2 separate regions of the Homo sapiens genome follow, and region 2 is linked to region 1. Evidence: read pairs that join two places in POLR2A ChIA-PET (ENCODE). Cell type or tissue: Panc1. All regions are shown on one strand.

What was found. Peaks named below come from ENCODE experiments on the same cell type or tissue, not always from the same donor. Only the 100,000 strongest peaks of a DNase experiment are listed, where the experiment ranks them.
Region 2: POLR2A ChIA-PET joins it to region 1 with 13 read pairs; 3 of 35 experiments call an interaction of 5 or more read pairs at or near these places.

Annotation. Positions count from the first base shown.
Region 1 is chr20:38,430,728-38,434,727 of GRCh38, reverse strand. It overlaps LOC124904958, which reads right to left and starts at 3,935. Exons shown (of 3, transcript XM_047440636.1): 1 at 3,784-3,935; 2 at 123-265. The coding sequence starts at 3,935. SNHG17 (small nucleolar RNA host gene 17) reads left to right here. Exons shown (of 8, transcript NR_185934.1): 2 at 102-224; 3 at 3,616-3,687. It overlaps SNORA71D (small nucleolar RNA, H/ACA box 71D), which reads left to right and starts at 729; the gene lies at 729-866. RefSeq lists enhancers at 928-1,007, 3,765-4,000. In Panc1, no CTCF peak of the experiment used is centred here; no DNase peak of the experiment used is centred here; H3K4me3 peaks cover 1,427 bases; H3K27ac peaks cover 962 bases.
Region 2 is chr20:38,628,737-38,632,736 of GRCh38, reverse strand. ARHGAP40 (Rho GTPase activating protein 40) reads right to left here. Exons shown (of 15, transcript NM_001164431.3): 4 at 3,735-3,810; 5 at 3,087-3,235. Among named protein-coding and RNA genes, the nearest start is that of ARHGAP40, 29 kb to the right of the region's middle. In Panc1, no CTCF peak of the experiment used is centred here; no DNase peak of the experiment used is centred here.

The DNA of each region.
Region 1 (4,000 bases):
TTAAATGGAAGACGCTGCCAGCACTCCAGTGGGGCAGAGTCTGGACTTCTGTCCCCGGGCCTTGTACTAAAGCCCCCTCCCCGTGCTTTTTCCTTGCCTAGGCCTTGTGGGCTGTGCTGCACCTCGGACGGCTTCGCACCAGCCAGCGCCCTCTCTCTCCTGCAGCACTCTGATCTGCACCCCCTGAGGGGCTTCCACTGTCCGCGGGGTGAGAATGCCCCTGGGTAAGTGCCGCTGCTTCTGCGCACCTTGGGGAAGGACCCTTCTGTGGGACGCAGTAGAGGGGACAGTCAATGAGCTCAGCCAGTTCTGAGTTCTGAGAACTGTCTGGCAAAGCGGGTGCAGAGCAAAGCGTGACTTAGGAGACGGGCTGCGCTTGGGGTCACATGCTAGCTAAGTTCCTTCATTCCCCTGAGGTTGACTTTCTGTAAAGTAGGGAAACTGCAAAGGCTCTCTGAGGGCAGAGGCCTTGGCTGTTTTTCTTGATTTTGAACCCACGGTGCCTGTCCACGTGTAGATACTCAGAACTGGTGGGCTGAATGTACAGCCGAGGCATTTTTACCAGAAGTCTGTTTTCCTGTGGACTCTGGGTGGGGACAGATGGAATCTGCCTGTGAAGTGATGATGGCTCTCAGGGTCCTGGGTACCCTTCTCTTCCCTGGGGGGTGAGCCTCCCTCTGGAGATCTGGCAGCTAACACGCTGACGTGGGCTCACCTGCCCTTTTTTGCACCTGTATTCGAAAGTGATCGTGGGCTGCCTGTGCCCTGGTCATTGATAGTGCAGGGAGAGAAATCGCGGAAAGTGCTTCCCCGTGTTTGGAGGGTCCGCTCCTGTCCCTTTCAAACTCTGGAGCTTTCTCACACCTCCTTCTCACCATCTTTCAAATGCCTCCTGGCACTTGGTGTCTTATTAGTGAGTGCTCCCTGTGCAAGGCTCAGTGCAGGGTTCCATGAGGCGTTCACCAGGGTCTATGAGGGGTGAGTCCCTGCCTCAGGATTGGTGGTGAAACCACAGCTGCAGCCCCCACTAGTCACACCCTGTGGCAATTACTGGCTTGATTGTCTTTGCCTCTCTCTATTGTGACCTTGAGGACAGTGTCTTGAGTTTTGTTTAATATTTTATTGTATTTTTTTAGAGACAGGATCTCACTCTGTTGTCCAGGCTGAGGTGCAGTGTGCAGTGGCGTGATCATAGCTTGAACTCCTGTACTCAAGTGATCCTCGCACCTCAGCCTCCCAAATAGCTGGGACAGACAGGGTCTCGCTATGTTGCCCAGGCTGGTCCTGAACTCCTGGCTTCAAGTGATTTTCCCTCAGTCTTCCAAAGTGCTGGAATTACAGGTGTGAGCCACTTCGCCTGTCTCAGTATCTGAGTCCTGTCTCTTGACTTACCTGGTGCTTGGTAGATGGTTGATTTTCAGCAGTTATGGAACAAATGAAAAACAGGAGATGGGCCGGGTGCAATGGCTCACACCTGTAATCCCAGCACTCTGAGAGGCCAAGGAGTGTGGATCACTTGAGGCCAGGAGTTCAAGACCATCCTGGCCAACATGGTGAAACCCCATCTCTACTAAAAAATACAAAAATTACCTAGGTGTGGTGGCACACGCCTATAATTCCAGCTACTCAGGAGGCTGAGGCACACCAGAATCGCTTGAACCTGGGAGGTGGAGGTTGCAGTGAGCCAAGATCATGCCCCTGCACTCCAGCCTAGGCGACAGAGTGAGACTATGTCCCTAACAAAAAACAAAAAACAGGAGCTGGAAAAAGACAACTGTGGCTGGTCGTGGTGGCTCACACCTGTAATCCTAGCACTTTGGGAGACTGAGGTGGGTGGATCGCTTGAGCCCAGGAGTTTAAGACCAACCTGGGCAATATGGCAAAAACCTGTCTACAACACACACACACTAGCCAGGTGTGGTGGCATGCGCCAGGAGGTGGAGGTTGCAGTGAGCCGAGATTGTGCTACTGCATTCCAGCCTGGGCTGCAGAGCCAGACCTTGTCTTTAAACAACAACAACAAAAAAGACTTCAGTTGTAAGGTGACAGGGCTTAGCACATTGATGCATGTCAGGGAAGTAGTTTTGAGCAAGGCAGCCTGTGTGGGGGTGGTCAGAGCTATTTCCCACTGGCCCAGTGGTCATCCCATGGTGTTCTCTTTGACGGTCTTGTCCGTGGGCCACCAGGATTAATTTCCCCACAGGATTGTCATTGTGATGTCAGCGACCAAAGCCAGAGGTATAGCTAGGCATGGCTGATAGAAGAGTGAGATGTGTAATCAGCCCTGACCCGCAGATGACAGATGGGCCATCCTGCCCATCATAGCCCTTACTGTGTATGCTAGACTGCGCCACGCTGGTGTGCCACACCAGAACCTGTCCTAGGTTCAGAGTCCCCTTCAGTGTACTGCTTCAGGATCACAAATTCAACAATATGTGCATAAGATGAGACTTAAGCTGTCCCTGATGACTGGTTCTTCTCTAGATGAACTCTTCGTGTTGCTGAGACCGTAGACCACTGTTAACACTAGCCAACTTTTAGGAAATGTTTACCACCTGGTGGCTTCTGTGCCAGTACTCTCCTTGTCCTTTCCAGAACGGGTTTGACCAGGTGATGTCTAGATAGCTCATCCAGGGCTTCTTGATTCTGGCAGAGGAGGCTGATTGGTGCAGAGAGGCCCATGAGAGGTATCTCCACCCTGCCAGGAAGCAGGTGGACCATGGTGTTCTATGAGGTCTGTCCTCTGGAGATCTGGGGCTTTGTGTCCCACAAGGGTGGGTGCATGCAGGTTCCCTGGGCGTGATGTCTGGGAAGTAGAGAGAGGTGAGGTAAGAGTGTCTTTGTGCTGGCCCCAGTTTTACCCTCTTTGGGGCCATCATGAATACATTGGGTTCCTCTTGTGCCTGCTTGGGTTTAGCATCTTTAGGGATCCCTTATCATTGTTGTGTCTTGGAATATCTGACTCAAAAGCTGGAGGGCTTTGGCATCAAACCTACCTGTACCTTGGTCCCAAACGCTTTACCACTACTCCCTAGCTTTGGTTCTTTTTGTGATCTTCAGTTTTCTCGTCTGGAAAACAGGAGTACGCTGAGGTGATTTTTCTTAGGATCACACCGTCCCTATCTTCCACGTCCGAAGAAGTCTGCCAGCTTTCTCATCTGGAGGGTCTTTCCTTTACTTCTCCTGGTTGGGGCAGGTTCCGTTTATGTGGGACAAGATGGAAGCTGCTTCATCCTGTGCTCTGCTGTGCCACTGTCCTGGCTCAGGCCATTTTTCAGGCTTCTGACGTTGGTCTCCAATTTCAACAAGCCCTGGATCTCTTTCTGCCCCTGTGTGCAAAGTGATTACAGGCTGCTTGTGTCTTGGTTATTGGTAATAAAGGAAAAGTTACAAGGTTTTCCTCTTGTGTAGAGGCACCATTGTCCATTTCAGACGGGATGACCTCAGGGGACTGTGTCAGTGACCAGGATGGGCTAGACAAGCTGTCAGTACATTCACCTCCTGAGACACTGATTCCCCTGGTGTGTTTTCTGTGGGTGAATATCGTGGTTTCCTGGACTTGCCATAAGCAGTGCCAAGTGCATCAGTCACATCTTGGCTTCTTGTGCCCTGCAGGAGTGTCACATGACTGCCGCCCCATGTGTGTGAGAGGCGTCCTCTGGGAGAGCATGGATCCTGAGGTCCCAGGTAAGTGGGGTCCTGCTCAGTCCTCTAGAGCTCAAGTTCTCTGCAGGTTGTGAGGCCAGAGGTGGTTGGGTGCTGAGGAGTGGGGAGTGAGGACACCGGTGAAGGCTGCTTCCCTTTGCTCCTGTCTTTGCTCCTTCAGCAGGCAGGGACAGGCCTGGGCCCTCTTCTGCCTTCGTGGGGCTGCTGCCAAGAAGGTGCTCCCTGAGCTTGATTGGGGCTCTGAGAGTCCCTGACAAAGACCCTGTCATGTTGAGAGGAAAACCATGTGTTGGAATGGACAGAGGGGCTGCGTTTCAGATTCAAGCCTGGATTC
Region 2 (4,000 bases), 200 kb before region 1:
TCCAAAGTGCTGGCATTACAGGTGTGCGCCACCATGCCTGGCCCTTTAGCGTGATTAATTATTATCATCATTCATAATTTAATGGAGAAACACTGTCAAAGAAAAAGACAAGATAATGTTGAATATTAATTATCTCTGATGTTTTAGAAATAGAAACTCATTATTAAAAAATTTTAGGCCAGGCGCGGTGGCTCACGCCTGTAATCCCAGCACTTTGGGAGGCCGAGGCTGGCGGATCACGAAGTCAGGAGATTGAGACCATCCTGGCTAACACGGTGAAACCCCATCTCTACTAAATATACAAAAAATTAGCCAGGCATGGTGGCGGGCGCCTGTAGTCCCAGCTACTCGGGGGCTGAGGCAGGAGAATGGCATGAACCCAGGGGGCGGAGCTTGCAGTGAACCAAGATTGCACCACTGCACTCCAGCCTGGGCAATAGAGCGAGACTCCGTCTCAAAAAAAAAAAAATTTAGGCCGGGTGCAGTGGCTCATACCTGTAATCCTAACACTTTGGGAGGCTGAGGCGGGCAGATCACCTGAGGTCAGGAGTTCGAGACCAGCCTGGCCAACATGGAGAAACCCTGTCTCTACTAAAAATACAAAAATTAGCTGGGTGTGGTAGCACATGCCTGTAGTCCCAGCTACTTGGGAGGCAGAGGCACAACAATCACTTGAACGTCGGGGGTGGAGGTTGTAGTGAGCCGAGGTTTTGCCACTGCACTCCAGCCTGGGCAACAGAGTGAGACTGTTTCAAAAAAGAAAAAATTAAATAAATAAATAAATAAATATAAATGTTATTTGATGTACTATGATTAATGGAAAATATTATCACTAAGAGAAACTAGGTGCAGAGTACGTGGGAGTTCTGTTTTTGCAACTTGCTGTGGACCTAAGAAAATTCCATTTGAATGAGTGAAAGTACTCTCACATTGGAATAGAGGCTACTGCAGGGGGTGGGGTTGGTTTCCTAAGCAGTAGAGAGTGGTGGTCAGTTGGGAAGGCTCCAGGGTCAGGCTGCCAGGTGTTCCTGTCCTGGCCTTTGTGGGAGCCAATTCTGTCACTTCTCCTCTCTGAGCACCATGATATGGTTTGGCTATGTCCCCCGCCAAATCTCATCTTGAATTTCCATGTGTTGTGGGAGGGGCCCTGTGGGAGGTAATTGAATCACGGGGGCAGGTCTTTCCCAGGCTGTTCTTGTGATAGTGAATAAGTCTCACGAGATCTGATGGTTTTAAAAAGGGGAGATTCCCTGCACAAGCTCTCTTCTCTTGTCTGCTGCCACATGAGACGTGCCTTTCACCTTCCACCATGATTGTGAGGCCTCCCCAGCCATGTGGAACTGTAAGTCCATTAAACCTCTTTCATGCCTTTATCAGCAGTGTAAAAACAGACTAACATATGCCACTTCTCTTTTTTTTTTTTTTTTTTTTTAGGTCTTGCTCTGTGGCCCAGGCTGGAGAGCAGTGGTGCAATCATAGCTCACTGCAGCTTCAACCTCCAGGTACAAGTGATCCTCCTGCCTCAGCCTCCCAAGTGGCTAAGACTACAGGCCTGCACCATCACACCTGGCTATTTCAAAAATTTTTTGTAGAGATGGGGTATTGTTATGTTGCCCAGGCTGGTTTCAAACTCCTAGACTCAAGCAATCCTCTCGCCTTGGCCTCCCAAATTGCTGGGATTACAGGCGTGAGCCACTGTGCCCGATCCTACTTCTCTTTCTTTCTATCATATAGTCAGGGAGCAATGAGGGCACTGGAAGCCTTGGGAACAATGCCCTGGGCCAGGGCAGCCCTCAGTAAAATGTTACCTAAGATTGCATCGACTGCATCATCACGTGGTCAAAGAAGAAACACTTCCTTTAGTAATAGAGGGACTGTGAAAGACTATATTTACTCCATGAGAGAAGTCAGAATAGTGGTTATTCTGCAGGGAAAGGAATTACCTGGGAAGGGCATGCGGGCACTGAGGGGGTGGTGGGGTAGGAAGTTTCTTTCTTTCTTTCTTTTTCCATATTACAAGCCATCAAGCAAGGGAGGAAGTTTCTGTACTCATTTGTTGGTATTTACACGGGCATACACACCAAGCTGTACCTGGTAAATATCTGTGCACTTAACAGCGAGTTATAGTTCAATCTTTAAAAACCTAACTATCAATGATTACATCCTATTTGGAAGGAACTATGCTGGGATAACTGAATATTTTGGGAAAAAAGAACGGCCAGGTGCAGTGGCTCACACCTGTAATCCCAGCACTTTGGGAGGCTGAGGCTGGAGGATTGCTTGAGCCCAGGAGTTTGAGACCAGCCTGGGCAATGTAGGAAGAACCTAACTCTAAAAAAAATTTTAAAAATTAGCTGGGCATGGTGGCATGCAACTGTAGTCCTAGCTACTTGAGAGACTGAGGTGTAAGGATAGCTTGAGCCTGGGAGGTTGAGGCTGCAGTGAGCTGGGATGGTACCACTGCACTCCCGCCTGGGTGACAGAGTGAGACCTTGTCTCAAAGAAAAAAAAAAGAAGGAAAGAAGGAAAGAAAGGAAGAAGAAAAGGAAGGAAGGAAAGAAGGAAGGAAGGAAGGGAGGGAGGGAGGGAAGGAGGGAGGAGAAAGAAAGGAAAGAAAGAGAAAGAAAAGAAAAACAAAGAAAGAAAGAAAGAAAAAGAAAGAAAGAAAGAAAGAAAAAAGAAGGAGGAGGAGGAGGGAAGGGAGGGAGGGAGAGAGGGAGGAAAGAACAGAACTAAAATATTGGGTCTCTCTCTGTCACTCCAGGCACTAAAATTAATTTTAAAAGTAACTAGAAAAACATGTTGATGGACAGTTATGAGCTTGCTGGAGGAGGGAGGGCTTTCTAAGGATAAAAACAAAGAGCATGGAGACAATACTGACAGGACTGTTAGACTGTAAGCATCCTGCTCCCCAGTCTTGATACCCAGCGGTCACTCAGTAAATATTTGTGGTACGAATTAAATGAATGAATGAATTAACAACTTTTGTGCTGGATGCCTGTCAGTGTGGAAGGTGTGAAGAGATGGGTGCTGGTGCCTGAGCACAGGGGGACCTAGCCAACCAGCCCTGTGGACAGCATCCTCACCGGCAGGGAACACTTGCCCCAGGCAGAGGTGCCTCCCCGGGATGGCCTGCTCCTCTGCAGGAGCACCGCAGCTTGTTCTGAGTAGGCAGAGTCCATGTTGAAGGCTTCTTCCCTCCCAGCCTGCTCCTGCAGCCCCCCAGGCTCTGCTGCTGCGGGGCGGGGGAAACAAAGCAGAGAAAGGCAGTGAGAACTGGCTGCCAGGAAGCAAGTGCTTGGGTTCGGGACTTAGGCCCTTAGTCCTAAGAAGTGAGCTCCCAAGCTCAAGTTCAAAGCCCCAGGATCAAATCATTAGGTTTAGGGCTCAGGCTCATTGCCCAGGAAGTGATTTCCTAGCTATGGCCCATTGCCCCCAGGAAATGATTTCCTAGCTAAGACCCTCACTGCCCCAGGAAGTGATTTCCCAGCTAAGGCCAATTGCCCAGGAAGAGAATTTTCCCATCTTGAGCCCCATGGGCCTGATGGCAACAGCTCACTTAAGGGCCCAACCTGTCCCCTCAGGGCTCCTCCCTACTGCCCTTGAGCAGGGAAGGCAGGGAGTCAGCAGGAAGCAGGAAATGCTGGGAGGTGTGCACATTCTCTTACTTCACAGAGCAGCCCTTTATGCAGCCTGGAGGATTCTCAGGGCCCTGGAGAATGAAGACCACTTACCTGGAGGAAACTTAGAGGCCCCGGAACTGAGCTGGGCCCCCTTCATACCGGAGTCGCCATTCTCTGACGACATTTTCTATGCAAATTACAGACAGTGCCCAATTACTCATGTGGGAAGCTGACAATGCTCACACAACCCTGGGAGACAGAAGCCACCCACAACCCCTTTTCACAGATGGAGCCACTGAAGCCCAGAGAGGCTGAGTTACTTGCCCAAAGTCCCACAGCTGCTAAGTCGGGGAATGGGCACTGGGGCCCAAGTCTGG